Linked DNA regions of Homo sapiens: region 1 is linked to region 2. Evidence: chromatin loops called from intact Hi-C (ENCODE). Cell type or tissue: IMR-90. All regions are shown on one strand. Each heading gives the region's core, and the rest is flanking DNA. Links, peaks and the distances in the headings are about the cores only.

The links. Peaks named below come from ENCODE experiments on the same cell type or tissue, not always from the same donor. Only the 100,000 strongest peaks of a DNase experiment are listed, where the experiment ranks them.
Region 1: it touches region 2 in a loop (2.8-fold over the local background); 3 of 110 quality-filtered maps call a loop at or near these places.

Annotation. Positions count from the first base shown.
Region 1 is chr17:34,157,607-34,168,780 of GRCh38, forward strand. It overlaps LOC105371735 (a long non-coding RNA gene), which reads left to right. Exons shown (of 4, transcript NR_188344.1): 2 at 1,437-1,509; 3 at 3,819-4,293; 4 at 6,006-8,144. Among named protein-coding and RNA genes, the nearest start is that of LINC01989, 20 kb to the right of the region's middle. RefSeq lists an enhancer at 1-33. In IMR-90, for the core only: a CTCF peak has its summit at 6,290; no DNase peak of the experiment used is centred there; H3K27me3 peaks cover 1,944 bases.
Region 2 is chr17:34,075,573-34,086,746 of GRCh38, forward strand. It overlaps LOC107985035 (a long non-coding RNA gene), which reads right to left and starts at 7,410. Exons shown (of 4, transcript XR_001752832.1): 1 at 7,271-7,410; 2 at 2,725-6,664; 3 at 1,839-1,997. It also overlaps a transcript of ASIC2 not described here. In IMR-90, for the core only: a CTCF peak has its summit at 5,904 (motif pointing right); no DNase peak of the experiment used is centred there.

The DNA.
Region 1 (11,174 bases), core at 1,973-9,972, 83 kb after region 2:
AGGGGAGAATGCTAAAAATGCAGAAGGAAGGGGGCGATCCAAACCCACAGTGCCTCTGATGCAGACAGCGAGGGGGCATTCTAGGAGAGCAGCCAGGAGCCCCTCCTGAGACAGAAAAGCCAAGTTGCCCCTGGAGCCTCAGAGAAGGAGCAACAAGTAGTCGCCTCCCCCACCGCCACATAGCTGTCGGGAGAGTCTGTATTTGAAAGAGAAAGGCAACTGGGACTCCAGGTGGGACTGGCTGCATACCATTCCATTTGGGCAGTGTGTGTGTGTGTGTGTGTGTGTGTGTGTGTGTGTGTGTGTGTGTGTATTCTGATCCTGGATTTGTCAGATGGAAGTACATTTGGGCAGTGTGTGTGTGTGTGTGTGTGTGTGTGTGTGTGTGTATTCTGATCCTGGATTTGTCAGATGGAAGTACAGCCGGAACTATAGGTGGGAGCAAAGAATTAGCCTTTCCGCTGCCTACCTCTTTTTTCCTGAAACTCCACTGGCAGTCAGCTCCTGCTAGCAGGTGAGTGTGGCTCGCCCTATTGGCCCATGCCAGAGCTCAAATGGCTAGAACCTACTGAATCAATGGTGCTAAATTCCCATCAGAAGGAAGGGAACAGAAAGTCTGAGTGGCCATCCCAAGCCACACTGCCAAGCTGGGGCAGAGCCACATGGAGTCACCTTGATGAGCCAAGCTCTCATCTTCAGGGCTTTCCAGGCTTAAATCATACTCCTTGGACAATGTTGGAAAAGAAGGCAGCTGAGGGCACGTCCCTCTAGGTTTAGCTCTACTCTGAAATATGTTTTCATTCCATCTGGACCCCTGCTAAACTAGGTCCACTGACAAAAACATCCAGGTGCACTCTGAAGCAACCTGTAGCATTAAATCAGTGGTTTATTGATCCTGGGAGCTCAGAGAACAGAAGCATCACAAGCAAGCACAATGGCAAAGATTGATAAACTTCACATATTCGTTAACCAAGAGGTCCTGGACTCCTAGGATAGGACACAGGTTTTTAAAGCAGGAGGACCAAAATTAACAAAGGTCTACCATGTGTCAGGACCTGTGTGAGGGTGTCATATCATCTTACTTATCCCTCTTAACTATCTTGACAGGTACATGTTCTTGTTATTATCCCTATTGTACAGGTGAGGAAGCTGGGGCTCACAAAAGTAAAGTGCTGTGTCCAAGTTACAGTTAGTGGTGTCAGAGGTGGGACTTGAACTCAGGCATATTTGTCTCCAAAATGCAAGTTGTTAAAGCAGATCCGGAACACTTCTTCCCAAATTTAGGAAAGGAGCAGTCCTTTCTATGCTTTGTCCCTGATTACACACACACACACACACACACACACACACACATCAGTTCCTCACTTGTATTAAACATCTCTATGCCTTTTTTTCTACCACACCACATCTCTGTTGTCCTTTTTTTTTTTCCCCAGCTCCAGGCCCTCTCCTACAGGAAGACTTCCTGGATTAATCTGCTAATCTTCAGCTCATCCACCTGTTTAATAGGTATGTTGGCCTCTAACTCTATACCAGGCACTGTATGGTTTTGGGGAAACAAAAGTAAATGAGATACATGTCCTGCCTTTGATAACTCAAGGATCAGCGGGGGAGGAGGCAGAGAGATAGGTACACACACAAGTCCCTGCTCCATGGTGTGGATAGCGAGAGAAGCAACATGGCTCATGGGTTCCTGGGATTAGCACTGCCCAGCTGGAAATCATGCTGCTCCATATCTGTTCATGTTCCTTCCACCTCCAGCCCTCTCCCAGGCTGTGTTCCGCCCTCCTCCCCAGCAGCCCAGATCTGTTTTCCCCATGAAGCCTCTTCTTTTCACAGGATCATATTTTCTCTCAGTTCGTGTCCCAGACATGTTTTCTCATGTGTGCCGAGATGGGTCTCAGAGTTGCTCTAATTGCTCCTTTCCCATTTAGACTCTTTGACTGCTTACCTCTACCCTTCGCCATTTGTTTGTTTTGAGGATTACAAACATAACGTGATGCTCTGTGACCTTGGGGGAAGTGACTAAACTTCTCTGAACTTCAGTTTCCCCACCTCCAAAATGATGGAGCTTAGAATGCCTGCCTCACAGAACTTTTGTGCAAATGAAACGAGATATAGATTATAAAGTGTCTGGTACAATTTAGACACTTAGCAATTGACACTTTCTCTTGATGACTACGAAGAGAACATTCGTTTTTGATGTTGGCACTCTCTTACAGGTGATTGGAGAACCATTTATAGCTCTAGAAGACATCATTTGCCCAGAGCAGTGTTTACCTGTTAGTGTCACCATCCCTTCCTGTAGGCCAGTGTCAAACACACTCCTCACACTACTCTGCTTCCTGTCCATGGCCTTAAGGTCTTCTCAAGGTCTTCTGAAGCAGCTCTTGACTAAAGCTTTCCAAGAGGGTGAGGCGATTTAGGGTGGGAAGGGGGGACTAGAAGAGAATAGCTCTAATGGTGCATTTCACAGCCGGGCACTTGGCTCTGTGCTTGACATTTGGCGGACATTATCAGTAACTCTGAGAGGAGGGTATTGCCAAGCCCATTTTACAGATGAGAAAGCTGAGTACAGAGAAAAAAGCTAACTTGCCCAGGGTCCCTCAGCTGAAAAGTGGCAGAGGGCTTAAATGTCAAACCCAAGTGTGTCTGAGTCTGAAGGGTGTGGTCCACAAACTCAATAGAAATGCTTCAACGAGACCTCAATAGCACAGACCATGATGGCAACAGTCTTGAACAGGAACTGAATTATAGAATATTCTTTAAGAAATACTGCTATAACATTTTCTATCACATGTAGCAATTCAACTTGATGGCTAATAAAACGTTTCCACATATCTTCTTAAAAACACTCTTTAATTGATAATACTCACTCGCAGTTAGCAGTATGGTTTACATAAAGGCATCAGATATTCTATCATTCTTAAAAATGCTTTTGTGTTATTCAGTTGGTTAAGCATTCCCCTCTTCAATCAGGTTTACAATACCTATTTGCTTGGCACTAGTGGTAACAGAGATTGGTTTTAGAGTGGGTCAATTTGGCCCAGATTTGTAAGCATTGACCTAATTGTGTATAATTATGGTCTTTTTGGTGAAGTGTATGACAAGACATTAAAGAACTTTTCAGACAAACTCATTTGCAAATCAGGCAGTTTAACCCCCTATTAGACCACATGCCCATATTTCTGCTGTGGCAAATTTATTCACTTATGAATGAAGTCAGGAATTAATTAACTTTCTATGACCCTGAAATTGCTACTCTGAGACGCAAGGAGGGGGACCCTCTTCTAACCCTGGGGAACCTAAGGCCAGTCCTGAGCCTGGTTTCTGGGGAGGGTTAGAAGCTCAGGGTGCAGCCTCCTGCCTCTGCAAAGAGTAACAGGCAGGAGAGTTAAGGAAACTGAGATCTACAATCAGCTCAGCTCGAATGCTAATTTGCTACTTAACATGTGCTAGGTACATGCCATGGCCACCACCTGCTCATTAAAGGGGAAAAATCATTCTTTGCTAATAAACAGATGACATTATAATTTGAAACTCGGTGATCTCAAAATACAACTTTTCCCTCTGATTTGTCATTCCCATAAAGAAGGGTTAAAGATCAACTATTGTAAAACCAAAGCATCTCTTTGCTGTTGGTTGGTTTATAAATAAACGCCTCATACAACACGTATTCCCATTTAGTCAGCTGGTGAACACTTAGCAAGTAATTTGTCATGACAGGTATACCAGGGAAGGATGTGAAGCAAAGCCAGACGTTTAATGGGTAGTTTACTGAGATTTTGTCTATAGCTGGTTTTCTTTTTTCTTTCCAGGCAAAACCTACAGAACTAGTCCACACTGAGTGGACCTCTGGGGCTCCCAGCTGCCGATTGACCTGAACCCCAGAGTGAACTCGTGTTGCTTTGTGGCTTCAGGAAACCTTGGAACATCTCTGTGCTGTTTTTTCATTTGTGCTCAATCATTCCTGAGGCCTCCTCCTCCTGCTGCAATTTGACAAGACTTGACCAAATCATTAACTCCCAGTTAATGGGATAAAATGAGTTTGAATCTGGGATTCTGGTCATTAACCCCATGTCACCATCTGCTCCAGCAGTTTGATGGCAGGGCTAGGTGAATTCTAATCACCCAACACTTGTTAAACTGCTGATTCCTGCTTCCCCACCTCTGCTGACTCAGCATCTCTGGGGTGGGGCCTGCAAAGGCTCTCTTCCTTGACGGGGTTATTGAGGGCAGCTCTAGGAACCCACCCAGGACCAGACCTGATGAGGAGTTCCTCCTATGCATCAGGTATGCTGGGTCGGTTTGCGGAGTTTCATAACTTGCATTTTCCTCTGCCTGGAGAGTTCCTTGCAGCTGGCTTCTTCTGTGTCACGGCCCCACAGAGATCTTGGCTGGTCTCCCTATCTCCACCCTCCACCATGCTCACTATTCCATTACAAGTTTCCTTTTCTACCCAGTACTAATCATTTTCTGCAATTCATCTCATTTCCTTGTGAACTATCTGTTGGTCCTACCAGAATGTAAGTCTCCACCTGGGGGCAGAGACCCTGCCTGGCTTGTTAGAAGCCATATCCCCAGGATTGAAGCATATGAGAGATGCTCAGAAATACAAGAATTCATGAACAAATGAACACGAGTGAATTCATTCAGCTCTGATGCTGAGGCTCCCTCTCTGAGATGAAAGAATGGGGAACCTTCTTCTAATCCTGGGGAACCTGGGGCCTGCCCTGAGCCTGATTCCTGAGGCAGGTGAGAGGCACCTCCTACCTCTCAACCCTGTCTATTGTTACCCCCAGCACCCAGGGAAGACCTCACTGGAGCCTGAGTCAGTGCAGGGGGCCAAGAGGAATCTGTGCACCCAGAGAATCTTGGCTGAGTTACCTGATTTTAAAACTCCTGACTTAAGGTGCTATTGACCAAGTACTCCTTAGCTCCATCGCCTACAAAACCACAGGTGCAGGTGAAAGTTGAGTTTAGGTATGAACTGAATACTGTTTAGCTACCCTATTTAAAAAATTGTTTTCATTTGTTTGTTTGTTGAGACAGGGTCTCACACTGTCACTCAGGCTGGAGTGCAGTGACATGGTCATAGCTCACTGTGGTCTTGAACTTCTGGACTCAAGCTCTCCTCCTGCCTCAGCCTCCTGAGTAGCTGAGACTACAAGGTGCCACCACATCCAGCTAATTTTTAAAACCTTTTTTGTAGAAATGGGGGCTCTCCCTATGTTGCCCAGGTTTGTCTCGAGCTCCTGGCCTCAAGGGATCCTCCTGCCTCAGCCTCCCAAAGCAGTGGCCACAGGCATGGGCACTGCACCCGGCCAAAAGAAATATTCTGTCTTCGCTTCCAACTTGAAATGGACTGCTTACCTTGGCACTTCCCATGCCGGCTTCTCTCCACTTTCCAATCTAACAGGATAATGATGTCATACAGAAATAACTTACAGTAGGTATTTAGTAAATGCTGGTGTGCAATATGGAATAAAATTCACAAGAGGAATTCCAAACTGTTCCTTATCCTCAAATCATTTTTTAATAGCCAAAAAATTAGTCTGAAATTTGAGTCCTCGCCCTTCAGTGTAAAATCAGTAGCTTTTAATTTTCCCTTATTTTGTTTGCTTTAAAGAGGCACACCTACCTATAGTCCCTTAGTCATGTAAGGGCTGACCCCTCCCACTGGTCTAAAGCGGGGCTTCTGGACCATGCCTGACCACAGCCATCTGATCCTGAGGAGCCTTTAACCCAGTACTTCTGTTTAAAGAAACAAAAGTCCTCTCCTAAATAAACAAAGCAGGCCTGACTCAAATCTCTCCGATGGGTAAAGGAAAGTACCCAGGAGCAGGAGGCTTGGATTTCTGATTTTATTTCGTGTCATTTCCCTTCCTCAAAGGTGTGAAACTCCACCCCACGCCACTCCTTTCCTATTCATCCTCTACTGGATGTTTTTTCCTCTAAATAATTTTTATTTTCTATTTTTGTCTGTATGTGTTCTCCTCTTTTAGTCTACTTCTGTCCCTCTTTCCCCTGCGAAGGAAAAATAGAAGAAAGAAGCCATCTCTGTTTGCTTTCTCCCTGTCACTCAATCTCTGGAGCCAACTGCTTCACAAATAAAGAGAAGTGCACAGAGAGTCCCTGAAGCCCACCATCAACAGACAGGCTTTCAACAAAACTGTATCAGCACCGCCTTGGCCATAGCTACACTCTACAGAAAATGGGAGAGAGGAACAGCGCTAGAGAAGTTTGTCCTTGCCTGGTTCCCGGGTGGAACTTCCTCTCCCCCTTGTGTTCTATGCGTGTGGTTACAGCTGCCTCTGATCTTTGGTGACCAGCGGTTGGCAGTGGTGGTATTTCAGCATACCTTGATCATCGTGCTTATTACACAGCCTCCTTTACCATCAACCCTACCTACCTTCTTCTAGCCATGCCCCCCACCTCCTCCCGTCTCTATCCATCTCTTCGCTCTTTTAAAAAATACTTAAGTGTGTACAGATCACAGTGACTTCATTTGTGTGCCCATTCACATTTGATGACTTCCATAACCCCCATACAAGTAGTTGTGTATTCGTTTTAATTCACTTTATTTATTTCCTAGCTCTTTCATAAAATAAAATGAAATATAAGTAATGAAATGGGAATAAAAAAGAGAAAAATAGAATTGAGGGGGAAAAGGAGAAATGCATCTATGTTTGTGATCACGTTCATCTTTCTCCATGCATCAATATGCATACTATTATGAATTCATTGCACGTATTTTAACATGTAGGCACTACATGGGGATGTGGTGTCTACATACCACCTCTATAGTGGTAGGCACTGCAAAGGGACATACAAAAGGTAAAAAGCATAGTCTCTACTCTCATAGGACTTTTCATCTCATGGATGTGGCACTCATAATGTCTTTTATCTGTGTCCCACTTGATGTGAAACTCTTTAGTAGGCATGATCCTATTTGATTTCCATAAGCAGAAGAGGGGTCACTGTTTCCATGTTATGAGAGAGGAAACTGAGGTTCAGAGAGTGAAAGGACCCTGATGAGATAATGGAACTGGGGCTCAAATCCTGGTTTCCCGACTCAACATTTCACATTCTTTCTACTCTGTCATTATTCATTAGTCAAGTTTCTCCACAGACAACTCACTGAGCCACAACATATGAAGCAGCATGGTAATGCCACTAGACTGGTCATGATCAGAAGATGTGGCCCCAGGGAAGAGAAAGCAAGAGAGCTGGAGATAGCAGAGAAAGCACCAAGGAAGGGCTTGGCCGTGCAGCTCTAGCAGGGAGGTCCTTCCTTTCAGCCCCCAAGTGTCCCTCTGTGTCTCATCTAAAAAGCAAAAAAAGAGGAGAACTAGAGCTTATGGTTGAAGGCGTGAGAATGAGGTGTCTTTTCCCTCTATCTCTGTAATATACAAGTATAAATACTATATATACATATGTATATGTGTTCCTTTTTTCTGTGTCTGATTATGCATGCAATTTAGCAAGGATTTATTGCCTAATTTTGGTCTGGGCACTTTGCTAACGCAATGGGGGAGGATACCAAGAAATTAGGGACTCAGCCTCATTGTCCCCAGAGACTCCTGGGGGTGGGCAAGGCACGGTGTCTGTGCATACTGCTGGGGGAGCTCTGGATTAGGGGACATCAGGAGACATGACATTGAAATGTCCTACTCAGTTCTCTGTACAGATTGGATTTCCGTGGAAGAAAGAAAATCAACATGTATTGGGAGTCAACATCTCATTCAGTCCTGTGAGTTTATTCTGCCTATTTTTCAGACAAGGAGACTAAGGCTTCAAGACGGTAAGTAAATTGCCCACAGTGTCACTGCTGGTGTGGGAATGAGCTTCAGGGTCATTGAGTCATGCTGCTGCCCAGGTACCCTGTAAGGCCGTCAAGTGTTGTGGGTAAGGGTTTTGGTGCTGACGTTCAGGTGATTGTGAGTTTAAAGCCTGGGCCCACCCACACCAGCAGTGTTATTTGAAGCATGCTATTGAACGTGCCTAAACTTCCGTTTGCTCATCGGTAACATGGGAACAGTAACAGTGCCTACCTCATAAGACTGATGGGAGGATGTGATCAGCTAAAGTGTGTAAAGTACCAATAAGTATCTAATAAAGTTCAGTAACTATGTCACTATTAATACCACTGTTATAATCACTACTTTTGTCTAAAGGAGACCCAGGTGACATGAAGCTATTATGCCCTGTGGACTTGAGATCTTGAATTAGGGTTTGATTGTGAGACTACCAGACAAGCAGTGGGATTTAAATATTCATGGACCAGGGTCCATCTAGGTCTGATGGGACAAGGAAGGGACCCTCACAGTTGATTACCCTGAGATGGGAGAGGAAACTCTGCTAGAGGCATTTACACCTTACTAAGCATTTCTGGTGTATCAAGCTCTCTGCTAGCTTGTGAGGATGTAATGTTCATTAAGACATGTTCCCATAGGCTCTGGTCCAGCTTCTACCAGTTTTTAGCTGGACCACTGGTTTCTCCTAAGACAAACATAGGAGCCAGATGACTTCTGTAGTGCCTTGTAGACCTAGTCCAGTCCTTGGTGGTTCTGTGAACACTCACCTTGGCTCTGTCCCATAGAAGTACCAGGAGTCTTCCCAGGGGAGAGATTAAGAAACTCTTGCTCCTTCATCCTCTGTGATGGTTTGGAGCCTGAACAGCCTCCAGCCTAGGCCAAGTGTTCTTGGAGGATTCGCTTCTTTATCCCAGTCCCTCATCAGTGCCTCCTATAAGAGCCCCACCTGCTTTACTGAGCAATTGACTCCTACATCCATATATCTCTACCACTCCTCAAACCAAACTGCCAACCACCTCTAAGGCAGCTATTGATTTCACTGACCATAATGGAGTGTGTTCTCCATTATGCTGTTTAGTCACAGCACTAAACATCAGAAGGGATTCAAAGAGGAATCAGGCTAATGCCTTTCATCCAAGGAGCTGACAGATGGATGAGCCAGACTGGCATGCACACAGTCAGCACAAGGGAATAGGCTGTGATGGAGCTGGGTGTGCAGGGGACTGAGAGTGGAATTAGCATCCAGTTTCCAATCCTACTGCTGTAGCTGGCATTAAGGCATTCTATTACTCTCTCCAGACACAATCAACTTTATTCTTCAAGGTAGACACTTGCTATATGCCAATAACTATGCCAAGAATGTATACGCATTATATTAGTTAATGAGAGTTTCTCAACTTTAACACTGTTGACACTTTGGGCTGGATAATTATTTGTTGTGGGGAGCTGTCCTGTGCATTGTAGGATGTTTAACAGAACCCTTGGCCTCTATCCACCAGACACCAGCAGCGCCACCCCCCTTCCCCAATTGCAACAACCAAAAATGTTTGCAGACATTGTCAAATGTCCCCTGGGGACAAAATCATCCTCAGTTGGGAACCACTAAATGAATCCTAATATAGACCAGTGACATAGGTACAATGATCATTTCCACTTTACAGTAAACTGAGGCATAACAAGGTTAAACCATATGTCCAAAGTCACATAGCTAGGAGCTGGAAGCAGGGCCAATCTGTTTCCACAGCCCTTAAGCTTACTGTCCTCCCTGTTTTGCCTATCTCTGCATGCATGGAGCTAAGGACTCTGTAATACTCAATAAACCCATGCAAAGATGAACCATTTCTAATGGCAAACCCTGCTGTTTATATTGCATTTACTATCTTACCTTCCATAAACCACACAACAACTCTTCAGTGTAGCTCCTGCTCCCATTTTATAAAGGAGCACACTGAGACCTGGATTGACAGAAAGGGATTGCCCCAAGTCACAGAGCAGAGCAGCTACCAGAGGCTGGCTTTGGGCCCACGTCTTGTAATTCTACACTCTCCAGTACTCAGAGAGTTGAGTAAACACCGATTAAACTATAGGAGGCTGGCAGGCAACTTAATAAAAAAATAAATGCAAATCCAGCATGATGGATATATTTAGCAGATAAATTATTATGTGATGGTATAAAAATAGATCAAGGGAGAGCACATGAAATTGCAAGCCTGACTGTGTGAGAGACAGGGAAGGCGCATGGAGAGCGTCGGGTACATTTAATTAACTTTGCTGGGAAAACATTCACAGGCTGCCACCTGAAACCAAAACATTCATGGGCTCCACTTAAAGTCACAATACATGTAGTCCTATTGGGAAGAGTTATAATCCAATAGAGCTTGAAGTCATTGATTAAAACAATGTCAGTGCTCAAATGCTTTGATGTGTAAACCCAATTCTCACCCGTATATAAGATAACCAGGCATGCATTTGTGGTCTGTGTGACCCATAAGCTCACTGACATTAAAATGTCCCACTCAGCTTTCTGTACAGATGGATTTCCACGGAGAGAAGGAAATCAACATGTATTGAGAGTCAACATCTCATTCAGTCCTGTGAGTTTATTCTGCCTATTTTAGGCAAAGAGACTAAGGCTTCAAGAGGACAAGTGAAATGCCCATAGTGCCACTGCTGGTGCAGGAATGAGCTTCCGGAAAGAGTCAGGTTCATTGAGTCATGCCACCACCCAGGTGCCTTGTGAGGCCACTGAGTGTCGTGGGTAAGGGTTTGGGTGCTGCCATCCAGATGACTGAGTTTAAATCCTGGACCCACCCACACCAGCTATGTTACTTGGAGCATGCTATTGCCCTTGCCTAAACTTCAGTTTGCTCATCTGTAAAATGGGAGCAATAAGTGCCCACCTCATAGGAATGATGGGAGAATGTAATGAGCTAAAGTATGTAAACCATTGATAAATATCTAATAAAAGCTTGCAATGATAAGATGCCGTTATTAATTACTATAATACTAATGTCTAAAGGAGCCCCAGGTGGCATGGAGCTATACCCTGTGGACTTGTGATCTCTGTTCCATGCCAAATGGAAAGCATACAGTCATGAATCAGGGTTTGAGTGTGAGAGCAGACAAAGAGTGAGATTTAAATATTCATTAGTCAGGGTTCATCTAGGTCCCTGGGGACAGGAGAGGATTCTCATGATTAATTTCAGGGGCCTTTTCCCTGAGATGGGGGGGGACACTCTGCTATGGTCATGTACACCTTATTAAGCACTGCTTGAAATCCTCCCTACCACAAAAGTGCTGTGATTTCAAGGTTTCCCTCTTTTATGGGAAAACCATAGCACAAGAATCTACACTGTA
Region 2 (11,174 bases), core at 1,045-9,044:
AGCCTTTCCTGACTCCCTGCAGTACATATGGCACCACATGAAGAAGAAGCTACAACAGCCCACCCAATCTAGCCCCCATCACCATGTGATATCCCCTGTTACTCTCTGCCTTCCTCCTCTCCAGCCTTCTTTCTATTCCTCAGCCGTCCCAGTCACACAGCCTCCTTAGAGCCTTTGCACCGGCTGTTATCTTGGTTCAGAATGCTCTTCCTCCAGACATCCTCACCTCTTTCAAGTCTTTTTCTTTTTCCTTTTTTTTTTTTTTTTTTTTTTTTTGAGACAGAGTCTTGCTGTCGCTCCGGCTGGAGTGCAATGGCGCCATCATAGCTCACTGCAACCTCTGCCTCCCAGGTTCAAGTGATTGTCTTGCCTCAGCCTCCCAAGTAGCTGGGATTACAGGTGTGTGCAACCACACCTGGCTATTATTTTTTATTTTTATTTTTTTTTTGAGACAGAGTCTCACTTTGTTGCCCAGGCTGGAGTGCAGTGGCATGATCTCGGCTCACTGCAAGCTCCGCCTCCCGGGTTCATGTCATTCTCCTGCCTCAGCCTTGCGAGTAGCTGGGACTACAGGTGCCTGCCACCATGCCTGGCTAATTTTTTCGTATTTTTAATAGACACGGGGTTTCACCATGTTGGCCAGGCTGGTCTCAAACACCTGACCTCAGGTGATCCACCCGCCTTGGCCTCCCAAAGTGCTGGGATTACAGCTGTGAGCCACCACGCCTGGCCCTCTTTCAAGTCTTTTGCTCACATACTGCTGGCTCCATGAGGCCTAGTGTGCCCACCCCATTAAAATCACAGCCCTCTTCACTCACTAGCACTTCCAATCCCCTCTCCCTTCACTCTACTGTTTTTCCTTTCTCCAAGCTCATATCACTTTCTACCTTCATATCTACCTTTTATTGTATATATAGTTTATGGCCAGCCTCTCTCTGCTGGTAGGCAACATCCTGAAAAAAGTATATCCCAGGTGCTTAAAGAAGTGCCTCAGAATGTAATAGGCCTTCCATACATAATTGTTGTTATGAAGAATGGAGCTTTGAGGGCTCTCATTGTTCATAATTTGTCTTCCCATGTGGTCGCCCAACCTAATATGTGCTTCCACTGTCCTGAAACTCATTCATTTTGTCTGGTGCAGAGCTAGAGCCCTAAGGGCACCAAAACCCAGCTGGTCTTTCTGACTCCATGAGGCTCAGAGCAAAGCCACTTGCTTGCTTCACACCTTCAACAACCTTGTATTATAGTCAGAGAGTGAGACAGGAAGAGTGGGAAGGGCACAGAAGCAGGGCTGGAAAAGCAAGAAGGAAGGAGGAGGGAGGAGAGGGCAGGCAGTACTATTGTGGGTGGCTTAGCGCAACACAAGATCAGCACCTGCCATGGGCCAGTTCTGCAGCTGGCCATTTCTCACGGGCTGTCTCATCTAGCCTCCTGAAAACACCATATATTGCAGGTGATAACTAAGGAGGTGAACCCCAGAGAAGTGATGTAATTTGCCCAAGATGGTCCTGTGAGTAAGGGAGTACCTGGGATTCGGATCCAGGCCATCTGGCTCCAGAGCCTCCTCTTTCCTCTCTACCGGTATTACCCACAGAGCCACAGTGGAGACGTGATGAGTCTTTCTCAGGGAGATGGGAAAGAGGCCAGGAATCCACTGTGTGTAGCTGTGCTTTCTCTGCCTCATTCCTCTCCTGCAGCCACATGCTCTGGTCTGCAGTTCAGGGACCTCTGGCCCTGGGCTCCTCTCCTGTGATCGAGCCCCGGGAGGCAGCTGCGCTCATGGTCCTTGTGATCACAGTTCCTGCAATAACCTAGGAGAATGTTTGCCCACGTCATACCCTCTCCCTTTGGTGTCCGCGGAGGCTGTGAAGCCAGCAACACGACGTTTTGTCTGGCTAAGCTTTGGGGCTGATTGAAAGTCTTCAGAACCTGCACTCCTCCGGTGCTGCTCTTCCTGGAAACGGTTACCATGGAACACAGCCACGATGCAGCCTTCACTGTCAGAATTAATGAAAGTCAGAAAGCTATTAGGGGAAGGATTTTTTTCCTCCCTCCCTCTTGCACATAATTCTACTCTTCAGTGAGGTGTTTGCATGTCTGCCCTGCTTGTGAGATGTTAATTGCGTCCTCATTGAAATTCCTTGCCCACTGCCATCACCTCCTTTTGAGCTCCAGCCCCTGAAGCTGGCCTTTTTGAGATAATGAAGCTAAGTGCCCAGAGAGAGTGCGTCCCAGCCTCTCTGAAGAAGCATGCATCTTATCAGGCCACATCACAGCCGAAAAGCATTGTGTGGCTCCCAGCGACCCCAGAACATGGCACTCAAAGACTCTCAAAACCAGGTTGCAGTTGCACTTTGCAGGCTTCCTCCTTCCTCCAGGACATCCTGGGTTAAAGTTATAGAGGGCCAGCTCTACTCTCTGATGACATCTTCACATCTCTGTGCCTCTTAGGCCCCTACAGCTTCTGTCCAGAATGCCCTCCTCCTGGCCTCTCCGTTTCACCAGCTCTCAGTGTTCAGCTACACTGGCCATCTTCTCAGTAAAACCCTCCATCCCTAGAGAAGCATAGGTCCAGGTATACCTATGGCTCCTCCCTGTTCCCCAGGTCACATGTCTCATCACAACTATTTGCTGCAAACCTGCCTTTCTCTCTAAACAGTGAGTTTCTTCAGAGCAGAGGTAGGCTCTGATTCATCCTTCAATTCCCAGAGCCTAGCACTGTACCTGGCACTTCACAGATGCCCCATAATGCCACTGCTTCCTTGCTCCTACTCCACCTGTTAATAGAAGGAAAGTAAACACAGCTGAGCCCATGAGGGGGCGAAAGAACATAGCGAATATAACGATGGATTGCTGTGTAGACTCTACCCACTCTCTACTGCCCAACCCACCGCAGAGGCACTGAAAAAGAAAAGCCAGGTCTGGGGCCCTAGGAGCTCATTCTGGCTGGTATTTATAGCAAGGTAATTAGCTCCCTTCCCTAGCACCCCCGGAAGTGCTGGGAGACAATCTAGAAGCAGCAATGAGGAAAGCAACATAAAGGGATTGCCATAGAAACATGGGGATGGGGCTGGGGGCACTTGGGGGAAACAGAAGCAGCCCCCAGCACTTTCTGTGTTTCTCACCCGTAAGTGCAGGAGCTCAGTCCTGAAAGGAAGATTTCCCAGGGGCGGTCTCTGGGCTCTTCTTTCTGTGGCCAAAGGCACCCCTCCTCCACTCAGCCCAGGCTTGAAAGGCACTATCTGGTCCCACCACAGCAGACCCTGGGTCTGCAAGAGATTCTACATCATGGAGCAGAAAAAGTCCCCCAAGTTCTCCTACCTTGGACTCCTGGAGAAGCTTATCCTCACCCAGATAACTGAAACTTCCCTGCCAGAGCTGGAGAAGGCTGGAGGCAATTTTCCTTCCTAGTAGTGACGCAAGGGAGTTATGACAGTGGATTGGATCCTTTCCATCTTGGTGCCCCTCACCTGGACTCTTGCAATCATGGTCTAACTGCTCATTCTGTCTCTGTTCTCACCTCTGTTCAGTTGAATCTCCACATTTCCACCAGAGTGATACTTCTAAAATGCAATTCTGATCATGTTATTTTCCTGCTCAAAATTCTTCAGCAGCTCCCCACAGTTTTCAGGATAGAAATTCTTATAATTTTGCATGGAATGCAGGCTCCATCACGCTTTGCCTCTCTGGCCACTGCCCACTCCCTCCCCCCAGTATGAAGCCCATGCAATTTTCATCTCAGTCATACTAATCAATGTGTGGTTTTCCAAACTCATCTCTCTCTTGCCTTGGGGACTTTGTCCATGCTGTTCTCACTCCCTCCCCTTCAGACTCCTCCTCACCTTTTAAGTCTCTGCTCTAGGACTATATCCTTTCAGGGAAGGCTTCTCAACCTCCCAGGTAGACCAGGTACCTCACTTGTTGCTCCATTGGAACTTCTGTGTTCCCACCTAGTGAATCTCAAGGCAAGTCAGAATCACTGGATTTCCTGATGGCCTCTCCAACTGTATGTCAAGTCCTTGTAGGCAGGGCCATATTTTCTTGATTTCTGTACCCTAATACCTAACACAGGACTGACACCCAAATAGGTGATTTAAATGTCATAGGGTTGGCACTAGAATGAGGTGAGTGAGCCACCCAGGGTGCAGAATTTAAGGAAATGCTCTCAAATTTGTGCAAGACAGGCTGGCATGAATTGTCATAAGGGGATTTTCACCCTTGCTGTTTTGCTTGTCAGGTCACAGCAAGTCCTGGGTAGGTGAAAGGGCATCAACGATTTGGGAGATGGATAGAGGAGGCTGCACTTTTCTGGAAGACCTTGACCTTCTAGCTCCATGCAACACTAAAAAGCATCTTCCACTTTACCGGAATTTCTATGGAAATCTCCAACTTCTTGCATGTAGGGTAAGATAGGGAAGATGATCCCCACTTAAATGCAGTATCATGAACTCCTGAGCTGATGGCTTCTACACTTAGCTAAAGTGGACTCTATGAATACTGTCTGTGTCTACCATGGATTGCTATATTCAAGAGCTATCCACCTAGCTTTCTGTAATATGCAAAGATAGTTTCTAAAAGGGACCATTAATAGCCTCTTGAAAGGAAAAGAAAATACCACCAAAACTATGATGCACTGCCAGGGACATCACATAAAACCACTCAGATTCCTCATAACACAACTCCAGGGAGCACCTTCATATAGGTTGCAATGTCAATTGTGCCCCTGGATTTGTGCAATGTGGTGGCCATTTCCCCATGATCTCTCAGCTATACATGAACTCAGCCCAGCTTCCCTGGCACTAAATTCAAAACACTCAAAAACATCCTTACCACCATCCACAGTGAATGAGAAAGGGGAACAAACTTAGAGCTGGTGAGCTGGATCCAGACTCCACAAATGGTCAGCTTCTCTCACTTTCCAACTGGATGACCTTAAACCAAATCTCTTTAATCTGCTCTGTGAATGTGAGGCCCCATGTTGGGCTCACAAAAGAACATTAGCCTGAGAGGTACCTGCAGAGGGAAGGATGGGCAGCCCCTCTAAAGTAGGCTAGGTGAAGGGAGAGTCTTGCCTCATGGGAGGCAGAAGGAGATTATGAGGGTTAACAAATGTGTCAGAGAACCCGGGCACCTTAGGTTCATTTACTTTGATCCCTTCAGTTTTCAGACATAGGAACTGAACGGAGCAATCAAGACAGTCCTGCCCAATATCATTGAATGAATTAGCAGCAAGGAAAGGTCCAATATTGCCAGGCCAGGGCTTATTCAGACACATAGTTGCTTTATTTTAGTGATGGAGTGGGTCTGGCTGACAGCTTTTGTAGATCTTTATTCAGAGTCAGCTGGAAAAATTAGTCCCTGCTCATTGAAGATCCTCCCATTCCCAGAGTGAAGACTCCCTTCTTCTAAAAATGGGCCAAGAGACAAGGAATAAAGTACCTAGTAAGGCTTTGCCAAGCAGCCTCTATTGGCATCTATCTGAATCGCTGGCTTATAGCCCATGAAGAGATGCATACTTTCTGGAGTCAAGCTTCCCTAAGTGAGCTCCAGGGGCCAATTGCACTGAAACCCCCTGGGGCTTATTAAAATCTGGCTTTCATAGATGCACCCCAGATCTACTAAATTAGAGCCTAGGGGTGGGAGGATACCATTAACAAACTCCACATGGGATTTTGGCACACAATAAAGTTTGAGAACCAACACCCAGACATTATAGTGGTAAGAAGGAACCTAATGGGTATCAGATATCTACTTTGCTAGGCACTAGATAGATAGATATCCTTAGAAGTGATAGAAAAGGCAGAAACAAGACATTATTTCTTTGCCACACTTAGGGAAGCTTTGCACCAGAGGGTACGCATCTCCTCCTTGGTTCTACACCAGCAATTCAGGTAGATGCCACCAGATGGTGCTGGAAAGAGCTTTCCCCAGCACAGGAAATTAAGACAATATTATTGGGCCCTTGGGTCATTGGATAGCGCTGAGAACAGCATCTAGAACCCACCACCTCAAAATCCTTCTCAAAGGGAGGGAATGCATCCTTGAACTTTCACTCAAGTTCGTACTCTCAGCCCTTAAGGCTCTGCACAGAATTTCACAAATTATAATTTGCTCTATCTTTTCCCACCTAAATTTTACCCTCTCTTCTCAAAACTTCTTCTGTCTTAACACTCCTGCTACATTCTTGGCTCTCCCACTTACTGGTTATATGAACTCTGACAATTTGTTTTATCTCTATAAGCCTCAGTATTTTTATATATAAATTGGAGATAATAGTTTCAGAGTAGTAGTAAGTATTAGAGATAATTGTAGCTCAATAAATGTTTAGTCTCTTCTGTACTTAACCCCATTTTCAGAACGACAAGCCCCTGTTTAAGAAACCCCAGTGGCTTTCTGGTCTCATTTGCTTCTCCATGACCCAAACTCTCCGATTTAAGTTCTCATCACACCTCATTCATGTCTGCTCCTGGTCCTTTGCTCATGCTGTATCTTCTACCTAGGATGCCCTCATACTTTCATCCACGAATACAAATCCCAGCATGCTTAAAGGTCTTTCTCAAGTTCTTCCTGCTGCTTCAGGAAGCCTTCTCAAAGTCCAGGCCAACAGACTCTTCTGTCCCCTCTGCTCCTTCAGGCACTCTCTCTGAATGCTCCACTCTACCTCCTGGAGATGAGAACACTAGAGTCATGGAAGTCAGTGATCTCTAGGTATTGGAATTTTATGTACAGAATTTTTTATTTTTTTGAGGACCAGCACCAGGCCACCACCTTTTATTTTGCCAGGTGAGAATATACTATTAAATCTTGTATTCTAGTATTACCATCGTATCACAAAACTGTGACATTTTAGTAAAATAAAAGTTACAAAGGGAAAAAAATCTCATACAAAAGCATTGTCCTTTAAACGGAATAAACTCCACTTCCTAAAATGCTCACTGCATTGCCTGTTTTTTGCTCCTTTTGCCTTGGACTGATAAAAATACTACCAAAGGCCAGCTTCTGCAAAAATGCGGGGGAGTCCCCAGTCCACTCAATCACCTGTCCCCGCCCCCTGGCAACATAATGACAACCTCCACAACAGTTTCCACTTACTGAACACTTGCTATGTGCTAGACCCTGTGCTAGGTACTTCATGCATTACCTTACTAAATCCTTTTGCACAACCTCTGAAAAATAGATCATTACTGCTACCACTTTTAAGTTGAGGCTTAGAAAATTTAAGTAACCAGTCCAGGTCACCGTGATGGTAAAGTAGTTGAGTTATGCTTACAGTAAAAGACAGTTTGACCCCAAAATCTGTGCTCCTTCTTCTGCTTCATTTCTTGTCTCCTACAATGGGAAGAAGTTTTTGAATGCAGGAGCATAAGGAGATATGCTTCTCTTTCTTTGTATAGTCCATACTCACAGCATGCATTTATTTGTTCTTGTTTTTTTTTCCTTTGCATGCTATTTTTTTTTTATCATTATACTTTAAGTTTTAGGGTACATGTGCACAATGTGCAGGTTAGTTACATATGTATACATGTGCCATGCTGCTGCACTGCACCCACTAACTCGTCATCTAGCATTAGGTATATCTCCCAGTGCTATCCCTCCCCCCTCCCCCCACCCCACAACAGTCCCCAGAGTGTGATGTTGCCCTTCCTGTGTCCATATGTTCTCACTGTTCAATTCCCACCTATGAGTGAGAATATGCGGTGTTTGGTTTTTTGTTCTTGCGATAGTTTACTAAGAATGATGATTTCCAATTTCATCCATGTCCCTACAAAGGACATGAACTCATCATTTTTTATGGCTGCATAGTAGTCCATGGTGTATATGTGCCACATTTTCTTAATCCAGTCTATCATTGTTGGACATTTGGGTTGGTTCCAAGTCTTTGCTATTGTGAATAGTGCCACAATAAACATACGTGTGCATGTGTCTTTATAGCAGCATGATTTATAGTCCTTTGGGTATATACCCAGTAATGGGATGGCTGGGTCAAATGGTATTTCTAGTTCTAGATCCCTGAGGAATCGCCACACTGACTTCCACAATGGTTAACTAGTTTACAGTCCCACCAACAGTGTAAAAGTGTTCCTATTTCTCCACATCCTCTCCAGCACCTGTTGTTTCCTGACTTTTTAATGATTGCCATTCTAACTGGTGTAAGATGATATCCCATTGTGGTTTTGATTTGCATTTCTCTGATGGCCAGTGATGGTGAGCATTTTTTCATGTGTGTTTTGGCTGCATAAATGTCTTCTTTCGAGAAGTGTCTGTTCAGGTCCTTCGCCCACTTTTTGACGGGGTTGTTTGTTTTTTTCTTGTAAATTTGTTTGAGTTCATTGTGGATTCTGGATATTAGCCCTTTGTCAGATGAGTAGGTTGTGAAAATTTTCTCCCATTCTGTAGGTTGCCTGTTCACTCCGATGGTAGTTTCTTTTGATGTGCAGAAGCTCTTTAGTTTAATTAGATCCCATTTGTCAATTTTGGCTTTTGTTGCCATTGCTTTTGGTGTTTTAGACATGAAGTCCTTGCCCATGCCTATGTCCTGAATAGTAATGCTGAGGTTTTCTTCTAGGGTTTTTATGGTTTTAGGTCTAACGTTTAAGTCTTTAATCCATCTTGAATTGATTTTTGTATAAGGTGTAAGGAAGGAATCCAGTTTCAGCTTTCTACATGTGGCTAGCCAGTTTTCCACATATGGCTAGCCAGTTTTCCCAGCACCATTTATTAAATAGGGAATCCTTTCCCCATTGCTTGTTTCTGTCAGGTTTGTCAAAGATGAGATAGTTGTAGATATGCAGCGTTATTTCTGAGGGCTCTGTTCTGTTCCATTGATCTATATCTCTGTTTTGGTACCAGTACCATGCTGTTTTGGTTACTGTAGCCTTGTAGTATAGTTTGAAGTCAGGTAGCGTGATGCCTCCAGCTTTCTTTTGGCTTAGGATTGACTTGGTGGTGTGGGCTCTTTTTTGGTTCCATATGAACTTTAAAGTAGTTTTTTCCAATTCTGTGAAGAAAGTCATTGGTTGCTTGATGAGGATGGCATTGAATCTATAAATTACCTTGGGCAGTATGGCCATTTTCACGATATTGATTCTTCCTACCCATGAGCATGGAATGTTCTTCCATTTGTTTGTATCCTCTTTTATTTCATTGAGCAGTGGTTTGTAGTTCTCCTTGAAGAGGTCCTTTACGTCCCTTGTAAGGTGGATTCCTAGGTATTTTATTCTCTTTGAAGCAATTGTGAATGGGAGTTCACTCATGATTTGGCTGTTTGTCTGTTATTGGTGTATAAGAATGCTTGTGATTTTTGCACATTGATTTTGTATCCTGAGACTTTGCTGAAGTTGCCTATCAGCTTAAGGAGATTTGGGGCTGAGACGATGGGGTTTTCTAGATATACAATCATGTTGTCTGCAAATAGGGACAATTTGACTTCCTCTTTTCCTAATTGAATACCCTTTATTTCCTTCTCCTGCCTAATTGCCGTGGCCAGAACTTCCAACACTATGTTGGATAGGAGTGGTGAGAGAGGGCATCCCCGTCTTGTGCCAATTTTCAAAGGGAATGCTTCCAGTTTTTGCCCATTTAGTATGATATTGGCTGTGGGTGTGTCATAGATAGCTCTTATTATTTTGAGATATGTCCCATCAATACCTAATTTATTGAGAGTTTTTAGCATGAAGGTTGTTGAATTTTGTCAAAGGCCTTTTCTGCATCTATTGAGATAATCATGTGGTTTTTGTCTTTGGTTCTGTTTATATGCTGGATTACATTTACTGATTTGTGTATATTGAACCAGACTTGCATCCCAGGGATGAAGCCCACTTGATCATGGTGGATAAGCTTTCTGATGTGCTGCTGGATTCGGTTTGCCAGTATTTTATTGACGATTTTTGCATCGATGTTCATCAAGGATATTGGTCTAAAATTCTCTTTTTTGGTTGTGTCTCTGCCAGGCTTTGGTATCAGGATGATGCTGGCCTCATAAAATGAGTTGGGGAGAATTCCCTCTTTTTCTATTGATTGGAATAGTTTCAGAAGGAATGGTACCAGTTCCTCCTTGTACCTCTGGTAGAATTTGGCTGTGAATCCATCTGGTCCTGGACTCTTTTTGGTTGGTAAGCTATTGATTATTGCCACAATTTCAGCTCCTGTTATTGGTCTATTCAGAGATTCAACTTCTTCCTGGTTTAGTCTTGGGAGAGTGTACGTGTCGAGGAATTTATCCATTTCTTCTAGATTTTCTAGTTTATTTGTGTAGAGGTGTTTGTAGTATTCTCTGATGGTAGTTTGTATTTCTGTGGGATCGGTGGTGACATCCCCTTTATCATTTTTTATTGTGTCTATTTGATTCTTCTCTCGTTTTTTCTTTATTAGTCTTGCTAGTGGTCTATCAATTTTGTTGATCCTTTCAAAAAACCAGCTCCTGGATTCATTAATTTTTTGAAGGGTTTTTTGTGTCTCTGTTTCCTTCAGTTCTGCTCTGATTTTAGTTATTTCTTGCCTTCTGCTAGCTTTTGAATGTGTTTGCTCTTGCTTTTCTAGTTCTTTTAATTGTGATGTTAGGGTGTCAATTTTGGATCTTTCCTGCTTTCTCTTGTGGGCATTTAGTGCTATAAATTTCCCTCTACACACTGCTTTGAATGTGTCCCAGAGATTCTGGTATGTTGTGTCTTTGTTCTCGTTGGTTTCAAAGAACATCTTTATTTCTGCCTTCATTTCATTATGTACCAAGTAGTCATTCAGGAGCAGGTTGTTCAGTTTCCATGTAGTTGAGCGGTTTTGAGTGAGTTTCTTAATCCTGAGTTCTAATTTGATTGCACTGTGGTCTGAGAGATAGTTTGTTATAATTTCTGTTCTTTTACATTTTCTGAGGAGAGCTTTACTTCCAACTATGTGGTCAATTTTGGAATAGGTGTGGTGTGGTGCTGAAAAAAATGTATATTCTGTTGATTTGGGGTGGAGAGTTCTGTAGATGTCTATTAGGTCCGCTTGGTGCAGAGCTGAGTTCAATTCCTGGGTATCCTTGTTAACTTTGTGTCTCACTGATCTGTCTAATGTTGACAGTGGGGTGTTAAAGTCTCCCATTATTAATGTGTGGGACTCTAAGTCTCTTTGTAGGTCACTCAGGACTTGCTTTATGAATCTGGGTGCTCCTGTATTGGGTGCGTATATATTTA